Linked DNA regions of Mus musculus: region 2 is linked to region 1. A link is a loop called in an ENCODE intact Hi-C map of the cell type or tissue named here. Cell type or tissue: left cerebral cortex. All regions are shown on one strand. Links, peaks and the distances in the headings refer to the core of each region. The heading gives the core; the rest is flanking DNA.

The links. Hi-C counts contacts between places; a loop is a spot of excess contacts. Peaks named below come from ENCODE experiments on the same cell type or tissue, not always from the same donor. Only the 100,000 strongest peaks of a DNase experiment are listed, where the experiment ranks them.
Region 2: a loop joins it to region 1, with 2.9 times the contacts of the local background. A loop is called at or near these places in 14 of 42 quality-filtered maps.

Annotation. Positions count from the first base shown.
Region 1 is chr13:111,486,467-111,491,839 of GRCm38, forward strand. It overlaps Gpbp1 (GC-rich promoter binding protein 1), which reads right to left and starts at 3,661. Exons shown (of 13, transcript NM_028487.5): 1 at 3,252-3,661; 2 at 957-1,904. In left cerebral cortex, for the core only: no CTCF peak of the experiment used is centred there; DNase peaks (open chromatin) are centred at 2,334, 2,710, 3,554 and 4,115; H3K4me3 peaks cover 2,720 bases; H3K27ac peaks cover 1,787 bases.
Region 2 is chr13:111,724,346-111,729,718 of GRCm38, forward strand. No RefSeq gene overlaps it. Among named protein-coding and RNA genes, the nearest start is that of Mier3, 41 kb to the left of the region's middle. In left cerebral cortex, for the core only: a CTCF peak has its summit at 2,775 (motif pointing left); DNase peaks (open chromatin) are centred at 665 and 1,249; H3K4me3 peaks cover 1,791 bases; H3K27ac peaks cover 480 bases.

The DNA.
Region 1 (5,373 bases), core at 198-5,197:
AACTAAATAATTCTTTAAAAAAGAAAAATTAAGTGGACTTGCTCAGTGCTTGTGCTTATTCCCAGTAACCTTTAACTGAAGCGTGTTGACTACAAACTGCTTCAATAAGATGTTTCAAAAACTTTTTTTTTTTTTTTTTTGGTTTTTCGAGACAGGGTTTCTCTGTGTAGCCCTGGTTGTCCTGGAACTCACTCTGTAGACCAGGCTGGCCTCGAACTCAGAAATCTGCCTGCCTCTGCCTCCCGAGTGCTGGGATTAAAGGTGTGTGCCACCACGCCCGGCTATGTTTCAAAAACTTGTCTGTAATGTGTTAAACATATAGAATTGTTGTACCTTAAAACAAGCTATTTCTTAAGATATCAAATTTAAAACCAAACTTGCATTATTCTGTGTTACACTACCGCTAAACTAGATCTCTAAACTATGTGTTTAGTAATACAGTCTAAACTCACACTTAGAAAATAAAGTAGTAATCAAGACCCATGACATTTACAATATAAAACCAACCAGACATCAACTGTGTAGACTTTCCTACGTTTGCACTATGCGCTCCCGCTCGCTCTCTCTCTCTATATATATATATATGCTATCATAAAGCAGAAAGTGATTTCTCTCTCTCTCTCTCTCTCTATATATATATATATATGTATATATATATATATATATATGCTATCATAAAGCAGAAAGTGATTACTGACCAGATGCATTTATGTTTTTTCAACTTTAAAAATACAAAAACTTTTAATAAGACTAATGTCTGAAACATTTGTAAACCTTAAAATCATCCCCATTTCAATTTGCTATATAGCTAAATGGCTGGCTATTTTCAGACTATCCAGAAATGTAATCAGAAACATTTTTTTCAAGAAACTGAAAGGTTTCCAAATATAACACGGGATCAATCTGACTCTTATTACAGATTACAGAGGAACATCTATTTGCTCACAAGTACTTACAAATTCCAAAAGGACTGCACAAGAAGGTGTTGATTTCTTCTCTATAAGCTTTATGTTTTCCAGTTTGTTTTTTTATTTTGTATCCTCTGAAATATCCAAGTTCTTTGAAGATACTTAACCTATGACTATTTGACATAGAGTTACTTGAAGTCAGCTACCCATATTTACTTTGAAGTTTTCATATGGTCAGATCCAGAGTTAGCCAGGTTCCTTGGATTTAAGAGCAAGGTCTTCTTTACTGTTCCATGTATTTGTCACTGTTGTACTTATCCACTCCAGAAGAAATAGCCAATTTATGTGCCAAAAAGCAGAAACAAAAAGAAAAATTTCACATCTGAAGATTACTTCTAAACATCAGCGTGTATAGACAAATAGCTATCTCAATACTACCATGCTGGTGTGAAAATGGAACATCTTACATTCCCAAGTAAATAAAAGATAAAAAGAAAAAAACGCTGTATTCTTTCAATGTCTTCATTTAGAAAAGCTGTCCCATTGTAATATGAAAAAAGCTGAAGTCAAAAATTACTAAAACTTTTAATAAAGGTAAAAAGAACTGCCACAAAACTTCAGCAATATTTAAACAGTAATTTGAAACTGCTGAAACTACTTGGTACACAAATCAAACATATCTTACAGTTTTGGCTGAAGAACACAAACAGGAGAGGGGAAAGAGACAAAAATAACACCAGATGAAATGCTTTAACCACTTATATAATCCGTTTGACCCAAAATACTGAAGAAATGGCTGGGACTTTTAGTAGCTCGTTGAATTTGTTCACTACTATCAATTCACTTCAGAGATGATTCTTGTCAATTTTAATGAACTTCTGGAGCAAAATTGCCCAAAACAAAAACAAAACTGTAATTCCAAAATGGCCACTTGAAATATCCGGGGCCTTTTAAACAAAACCTAGATGATGATCTTCATACGCCAAATTCAACCACCTGTAAAAGTTGTATTAGGAAAAAACAAAAACAAAAAACTTAAGTCAGTTTTTATTTTCAAATCAAAATTAACCCCCATTTGGAAAAAAATTTAACCTCTGGGGAAAAAATTTTTCCCACACAGCCGTAAAAAGAGAGCTGGGGAAAAAGTCTTTTCCTAGCCCTCGATGAAGTCTACTGAATGAAGGGAGTTAGAAAACTGTGGGCGACGATATCACTGAAGAGTTCCGATTTGAACTGGGAACTGGGTGCAGGTAGTACCCTGGAGGTTGCAAGCGCCCAACTTAAAAACTTTGAGCAAATATTCAAACTACGAAAGTGGCCCACGGTCTCAGCAGTGCTCTTCCCCGATTCTCTCCCATGTGCCAAAGGAAAACAAATGGACAGGTGGTGCTGCCACGGAGCGTCGGGGAACCCGACTCCGAGAGTGAGAGGCGGAAAGGAGCGTGACGCTCCTTCCAAAACGCAATCTCGGAGGACGGAGCAGCTGGATTGTCCCCACTACGGCTTAGTAGGAAGGCCGGCGGGCAGGCCGGCGGGCGGGAGGGGAGCGTGGCAAGGCGAGCGTGGCAGGGCGAGTGGCTACGGTTCGCCCGGGGGCTGACTCCCAAGCCCGGGAGAGCAGCGCTCGGCTCCAGGTGCTCGGCCCCATTCCCTTGAAATTAAGCAAACAGGTTTCGGCCAAAACTCCAGGGGTGGGAGGTGCGGGACGCGACCCGTCCACCCCGTTAAGGACCGTGCTCTCCCCGGGAAAATAAACAGGTCCCGTCGGACTCGGGAGCCGACGCGACTTCGGAGCGCTCGCCTTGGGCGAGCAGCCACCACCACCACCGCAACTGCCACGGAGCCCGGCGCGGCGGGGAGGGCGAAGCGCCGCCGAGCACACGGCGGAAGTCCACGGCTCCGCACGCCGCGACTCCAGTCCCCGGTCCCCCGGTTCCCCGGTTCCCGGGGCCGCCTTGCTGGTGGTGGCCCAGGAAGGCGCGCGTGCCGGGGCCTGGGGTCTTAGCCCGACGCCGCGGGCGCCCCGGCCGTTCCCGGCCTTCGCCGCCGAGCACCACCCCCCCCCACCACGGCCGCCGAGGCCCGCCGCCCACCTCGCCCCACGGCCGCCGCCGCCGCCTCCGCTCCGCCGGGCTGAGTCAACGCCGGCCGGGGGGAGGGAGGGAGGGAGGGAGGACGGGCGGGCGCCCCGCGCCTCACGCCTCACGCCGCCCCCCGGCCGCCCGCACCCTCACGCCTCGCGCCACCAACGCCGCTCCCGACCCCTCAAGCCCCAACGCCGACACGGGCAACCCCTCCCCCGGTCCCCGAGACTCCCGTCCGGGGCCCAGGGGACTGTGTTACCTTCTGCCCCACCAGAGGTGCCCCTGGCCTGGGGGTGCCGCTGCGCTCGATCCCGGGAGGAGGTTTTCGGTACTTTGAATAATCCCCTTTTGCCGCTTTTCCCTCCCCCACAACCAGTCTCAGTCCCAAAATGGCGCCGACCCGATCCGCAATGTTCTGGGCCAAGTCTCGCGAGATCGTGGAAGGTGGCGAGGGAGGGGGGACGCAGCGGAGAGGTTGAGAAGTAAGAGGAGGGAGGCGGGGCGAGGGGAAAAGAGGAGGAAGAAAGGGTGCGGAAGCCGCGGTGCAAACGAACCCACTGGGCGGAGCCGGAGGAGGAGGGCCTCCACCACAGAACCTTCTGGCCCAAGTAGCAGCTCACGCCCCAGGTCAGGGAAGCTCCGCCCTCTACGTCGGCGCCTGGGGGAGAGGAAGGGGCGGGGCTAGACCGGGGGCGGGGCTTTGAGGAGGACCCGGAGGCTGGGCCTGGCGCGGGGGAAGGGCGGGGGCGGGGCGGGGGGCGGGGCGGGGAGGCGGAGTCTCGGCGCGGTGACGTCAGGAGCAGCTGGAGCCGGGGATTACCCCCTGCTGCTGACGTGAGGACGGTGAACAATCCGGAACGTTCGGTGGAAGGGGGAATTCCCGTCCGTTCCCTGAGGAGCGCCTCTGTGCAGCCGCGGGCCCTCCCCGAGCTCGGGAACGGTGGGGTGGAGAGGACGAGCGCAGGCGGTCCGGACGGGCAGGCGGGCTCGCAGGGCGTGCGGCGCTTCTGAGTCTGCCCGGCAGCGCCGCGCAACCCGGAACGGCCGGCGGCGGGCGCCGTTCGTTCGGCTCCGCCTGAAGCCCGCCGTGGCTCGCAGGCCGCTCGGCGCGGGCCCTGAGCGCTCCGTGGGCGGAGCCGGCCCTGCCTGAGTGATTGGGCGCCGCAGTCGCGCGCCACGCGGAGCGTGCGGGACGTTAACACGCGGAAGCCGGGTTAGGGAGGCGCGCGAGGCTCGGCTGCAGCCACCGTTCCCCCGGAGTGCGAAGGGCTGCCAGAGAGCATCGCGCTAGTAATTCCTATTTCTAATAACTCCAAAGGAGATGGATTATTTCATCAGCGTTGTCCTGGGTATCCGCATAGCACAAACGATTATTTAAAAAAAAAAAGTTACGGTATTCACTTTCTCTACATATAGCCAAAGGTTCACTCTGGAAAGGTTGGAGATTTAATTCTAAAAGGAAAAAAGTAGAAGAAATGAGGGAGAAGCGTCCTAAAGAGGGAAAATCACCGGAGCGTCATTTCCCAGAAACTTTTTATATGCATTATAGGGTTTGTAGTTTAGTGCGTTACCCCTATAAGTTCGCCGAATGTAAACTCGCCTTAATTTGTACCTCAATCTTTACCCATCTTGCCCCCTAGGTACAAAGGGAAAAAGGGCTTAAAACTAAAGGATGCTTTTTTCAATCGTGCCAATGTCTAAGATGTGTTTTCCTCACTTTTTACATAAGCTGGTTTCATATTTTAGAAATGATCCAGTTACTCCCTGGACCTTGACTACTCAACCTACCCGGTTTAAACTTCCGTTTGTTTTAGGTGGGTTTGAATATGGGTCGAGTGGGGACGGGAGAGGCAAGGATTCGTGTTGCTTTCTCTAAAGAGCTATGTAGAGAACCTTGAACGCCCGATCCTTTTGCCTCTGCTTTACAAACTCTGGGGTCACAACCATGCCCCACCCCGCCCAGCTCTGTTTTAAGTCTTAATCCAAACTCTTTCCACTACACGAGACCTGAATCCATAAAATTAACGTATATTGAAAAAGAACTTGGGTTGCTTTTGAATTTAGCTCGGATCTCAGCTATGTAACCCAAGCTGGCCTGGAGTTCTCCTTATCCCTTCAAAGACACACCACCTGGTTTCTATTTCTAAGAATTGATATCAAACTAGGCAGAACAGGAAGAGGAGGGAATGCATGGGGACATGAGAAGAAAAAGGGTACCTTTCACCAAGAGTCAGGCATTAAATAAGATGAACAGCACCTGCTTTAGAGAAAACTATTCCAAGAAAGTTAAAATATCCTGGAGTCGTGCCTTACATCTATAATCCCAGCATTCTCTGAGTTCAGATTAACCTCGAGGACATAGCAAAATTCCAGGATAGTCA
Region 2 (5,373 bases), core at 86-5,085, 240 kb after region 1:
GTTTCCTACGCAGCAATCGACTAAAGTTCTGGATGATTCCTGGGTTATTGCCCTTAATGAACTAAGCTATGCTAAACTGAGACCCTAGAAGAAGCAATTCTTTGGGAGAGGTCAATGTTCTCTAACCCGCAACCATGAGCATCCAAGTAGCCAGTCATCAACATGCGTTTTGTTTTGTTTTGTTTTTGCAAAGAAACTTGGGCATGGAAATGCTAGGGAACGTGCCCGAGGTACTAAAGCTGTAAACGGAAAGATCAGAAGCAGACACGTAGCTCAGCTTTCCCTCGAACCATTCAATAGCTACTTGAATGTTTTCAAATAAGAATCTTCGTAAACACTTTTTCCCATAGGCGTGTCCTTTTCAAAGGCAAACTTAAGCCAAATTCACATCCCTTGTCATATAGTCTCTCCCGGGAGTGGTAATTTCTTCTTTGACTATATCACTCTTACTTCCAGAACTATTTTTTTTTTTTAACAAACTGTTGTTTCTGAACAAAAAGGAAGAAACTTTCTCTTGATATTTCTAAGGTAACGCCACACCCGAATTCACGTCTCCGTAGTGTGAAGCTTCGGGAAGGCGCTTGTGTCTGTCTCACTTTCAGCCGAGTCTTCCGCTGCATAGACTGCAGATCAGCAGCACGCTCACAAACGCCAGCCGTCACAGCCCACGGCGACCCACCCCGAGCAATCCATGGTTTTCTGCTCTTTTCTACGCGTTAATGAGACTAAGCCTTGACTTTTCCGAGGAAGTTCAAACTCCTAGGTCCCGGTTGAGGAAAGGCCACACCCCCACTTTGTAAGTTTCTATTTGCTCCTTTGCAGCATCCTTGTAAGGGCGGAGTTACTAAAGGAAAAAAGCGCGCGCGCGTGAGACCCAGCAGCGCGGCGCACACTGGGAAAGGGGACACAGGTCCCGCCCCCGTAAGGTGGGCATCTGCGTTACCGAATAGCCCCAACCCCCTCGGCGACCCTCAGCCTCAGGGCTCCGCCTACTTTGGGCTCCACCCACTTCAGGTTCCTTTCGCCTTAAACCTCGGGTTGTCCCAGGCTCCACCCACCTCAGGCTCCTCCTCTTAGGCCCGCCCACCGCAGAACTTTGGAAGCCCCCAGGCTCCACCCACCTCAGGCTCGGCCCCCCCCAAGGCTTGCTCGAGTCAGCCCAGGGCATCCCGGGGCTTCAAGTACTTCAGGCTCCGCCTCCGCGGCCCGCCCGCCTCAGCCCATTGGCTGGGCGTAACAGCTTTGGCAGCAGCGAGGGCTGCGTGACGTCGTGAGGTCCTGCCATTCCGTCCTCTCACTTCGGGTTGTAGGTGAGGCTTCTCACATTCTGGGGGGGACGAAGCGGCGCCATCGCCCCCACACACCCTGCAGGCTGCTCTGTGGTGCAGCGAGGAGGAAGGCGTGGAAGAGGCGCGTCGAATCCTCGCCCCGCTCAGTTAAGGGAGGAGCCGGGCTGCGCTGTCCCGCCCTCCGGGCCTCCGCCCAGGGTGTCCCACACCGCAAGGCTCCTGCAGCCCGGGCGCGCAGAGCTGGAGCAGCCTGCTCTCGCTGTGCGTTTGCGCTCTCATGGGTACAACGATCTTGGTTGTGCGCGAAGAGTCACTGGACTTCATGGCATCCTGGCCTCTAGGAACGCTCCCTGGGCGTGGGCCGCCTGGTTTCTTTCCCAGGGTTGTGCCTGCTGCTTGTAACGTCTGTCCTCAGCCTCTGCTTAGTCCCTACTCTCATGGGCTCCACTCAGCTGAACTCTTCTCGGCCAATTTCCAGCCTTAGCCTGGACCTCAGGCGCTTCTAAGAGCGAGCGAACCCATTCAAAGAGGCACACACACACTGATTTAGTTTATGCGTATTAGTGATTTACCTGCATGTATATATGTGCACCTTGTGGGTATCTGGTGTCCACGGTGTCCGCTGGAACCGGATAAATGGTTGTGAGCGACCATGTGGATGTTGGGAACAGAATCCCAAGGTAGCTGCATGAGTGTTCTTAACTAAAGTGATTTGTGAATATATAGACATAAGAACAAAATGCCCTGTTTGCACTTCATTCTCCTAAACAGCCGAAGGCAAGATTACCAGACAAAATGCTTTCTTAAGGAGCTTTTTAAGGTATAGTATATGATATTTCATAGTGGTGTATGATAAACCGCACACACTTAAAGTGAACAATTTGATAAATCTTTTGTCTATACACTAATCAAAATTAAGATTGTAAATGTATCCATCACTTTCAAAATCCTGTTAGAACCTTTCTTTAACCATTCTCATGTATTCTTTCATTCCCAGTCCCCAAGTGACCATTAAGCTTTCTGTCATTGGATTAATATGATCATGTTATATTATCCTTTATATTACTGGGTTCTTTTGGTAAGATATTTAAAGAAAATTTGCATATGCATTATGAGAGATATGGGTCTATAATCTTGTGTTTGATGTTATTTTATCCAGTTTTGGATAAATACTAGCCTCATGGAAGGTGGGAAGCCATTTCTCCATGGATGGTATTTGAAAGAACTTTAATAACTCACTCAATGCACAGGGCCAGCACCCATGTGTATCAATAGGTCGGGTGTCCACACGACAGATTCTGGAACTTTGGTTTCTTTTTAAAAGAAAAAAAAAACACGCACACAGAAATATTATAAGAATGTGTTTTGGAGGCTGGAGAGATGGCTCAGCAGTTAAAAGCACTGACTGCTTTTCCAGAGACCGTGAGTTCAACTCCCAGCAACCACATGGTGGCTTATAATCATCTGTAATGGGGATCCGATGCCCTCTTCTGGTATGTCTGAAGACAGTGAAAGTGTACTCACATACATGAAATAAAAAAATAATAAATCTAAAAACAACAACCCAAAAAGAATGTGTTTTTGTTTTAATTCCAGGCTTGCTTTGACCTGTCAGAATCAGCTGATCATGATTTGCCTCATGCTCTAGCAAAAGCCTGGTTTTGCCAGCTGCAGATAGTTTCTGCGATTGTGTGACATTTGGAATTCTGGGAACTTTTCTGAGGGTATATAAATGTGAGGGCCTTGTGGTGGTTTGAATATGCACAATTAGGAAGTATGACCTTGTTGGAGGAACTGTGACACAAAGTGGGTTTTGAGACCTTCTTTTAGCCACTTGGAAGACAATCTGCTCCTGACTTTCTTTGGATGAAGATGAACTCTCAGCTCCTTCTGCACCATGCCTGGCTGGAAGCTGCCATGCTCCAAATTGATGATAATGGACAGAGCCTCTGAACCTGTAAGCCATCCTCAATTAAGTGTTGTCTTTTATAAGAGTTGTCTTGGTCATGGTGTCTGTTTATAACAATAAACCCTAAGACAGGCCCCCAAGAGGCATGGTGTGTAGTCATTGGTCATTTAGAGAGGTTGGTTACAGTTTGTTAGTAGATATGGTCAAAGAAGAAATAATAGAAAAGAGATTAGATTCCAGGATCTCTCTGTCTTCTCTCTTTCTCTCTATCCTTCTTAGGGGTGAAACTAGGGCACAGAATAAAGGGTAGGAAAAAGAAGAACCCACAAAGTAGCCAAGACCAGCTACAAGTGGCTCCTATTGGGCACAAGAAGGAAAAAACGAGAAATTTGATTTTAAATGTAGAGGAAATGGCAGGTGACAAAGAAATGTTTTTATTTTTTTCAAGTGGAAAAAATTCTTTTGACTTGTATCACTGGGATACCCCTTGCTTTGCTCTTAGAGGGGATTTTCTGTTTCTTTTTTGTATATTTTGTTTCAAAAAGGTTGAAAGACTGGCTAAGTAGTTGAAAATATTGCAGGTGGAAATGAAGGGAACTGAGAAACAAAAAATGGCTGAAATGGGGAAACAGAAGGGGGCTCTCTGCTCTCTCATTTCTCAAGGGTTTCACAGCTGTCTGTGAAACTGGAGAGGTTCCTGGTGGAGGTGGAAGTACCTGGGGATCAAGGAGTACTGGAGAAGAGAACACAAAAGCTCAGTCCTGGTGACTGAGCATGACTGGGAATTTCCCGAAGGAGGTGAGAGGGAAAGAAACTGCCAGAGGGCAGTGGAGTCAGAGAAAAGCTGAAAGAGTGGACAACCAGATGAGATAGCCTGTTTGGAAAGAAAGGGTCAATCTGGAACCTGCTGAGCTGCCAGGATTAGGGGAGGGGCATCCAGGATTATGACATCACCATCAGCTTTCCCGTTAGTCTACAGCATATATCTGCTACTGGCGTAGAGCACAGTTAGGACAAGATAGGATGTGAAGAATAAAGATAAAAAATTACTGAACTCTTCCTCACCCCAGAGCCCGACCCCTCCCATCTAGAGATTGTTCCCAGAACACTCCTGAACTCTTCACCCCAGAATGCATTCCTGAACTCCTCACCCTAGAGTTCGAACCCTCCCAACTAAAGACTGTTCCAAGAACATTTTTGAGATAAGGGCCTCCTGGAACAACCTCAGAATGAACCGGGTACATTGCCAAATAATAGGACATGACCCCTTAGTTACGTAGAATTCCCTTGGCAGAACCCCTTGTCCCTTGGCAGAACCCCTTAGTTATGCAAACTTGTACTTTCCCTGCCCCGCTCTCCCCCCTTGAGTTTTTCCTATATAAGCCTGTGAAAAATTTGGCTCGAGGTTGATTCTCCTCTACACCATACTAGGTGCATGAGTTTCGACCCCAGAGCTCTGGTCTATGTGCTTTCTTGCTGTTACTTTATTAAATCTTGCCCTCTACATTTTGAGTACGGTCTCAGTGTCTTCTTGGGTCCGCGGCTGTCCCGAGGCTTGAGTGAGGGTCTCCCTTCGGGGGTCTTTCATTTGGGGGCTCGTCCGGGATCAGCGCGACCACCCAGAGGTCCTAGACCCACTTAAAGGTAAGATTCTTTGTTCTGTCTTGGTCTGGTGTCTGTGTTCTGTTTCTAAGTTTGGTGCGATCGCAGTTTCGGTTTTGCGGACGCTCAGTGAGACCGCGCTCCGAGAGGGAACGCGGGGTGGATAAGGATAGACGTGTCCAGGTGTCCACCGTCCGTTCGCCCTGGGAGACGTCCCAGGAGGAACAGGGGAGGACCAGGGACGCCTGGTGGACCCCTTTGGAGGCCAAGAGACCATCTGGGGTTGCGAGATCGTGGGTTCGAGTCCCACCTCGTGCCTTGTTGCGAGATCGTGGGTTCGAGTCCCACCTCGTGTTTTATCGCGAGATCGTGGGTTCGAGTCCCACCTCGCGCCTTGTTGCGAGACCGTGGGTTCGAGTCCCACCTCGTGTTTTGTTATGGGATCGTGGGTTCGAGTCCCACCTCGTGCAGAGGGTCTCAATCGGCCGGCCTTGGAAAGGCCATCTGATTCTTTGAGTTGCTTGTGGTCGACGCAAAGTAGCCGCCGTTTTTGGTTTCTTTTTTGTCTTAGTC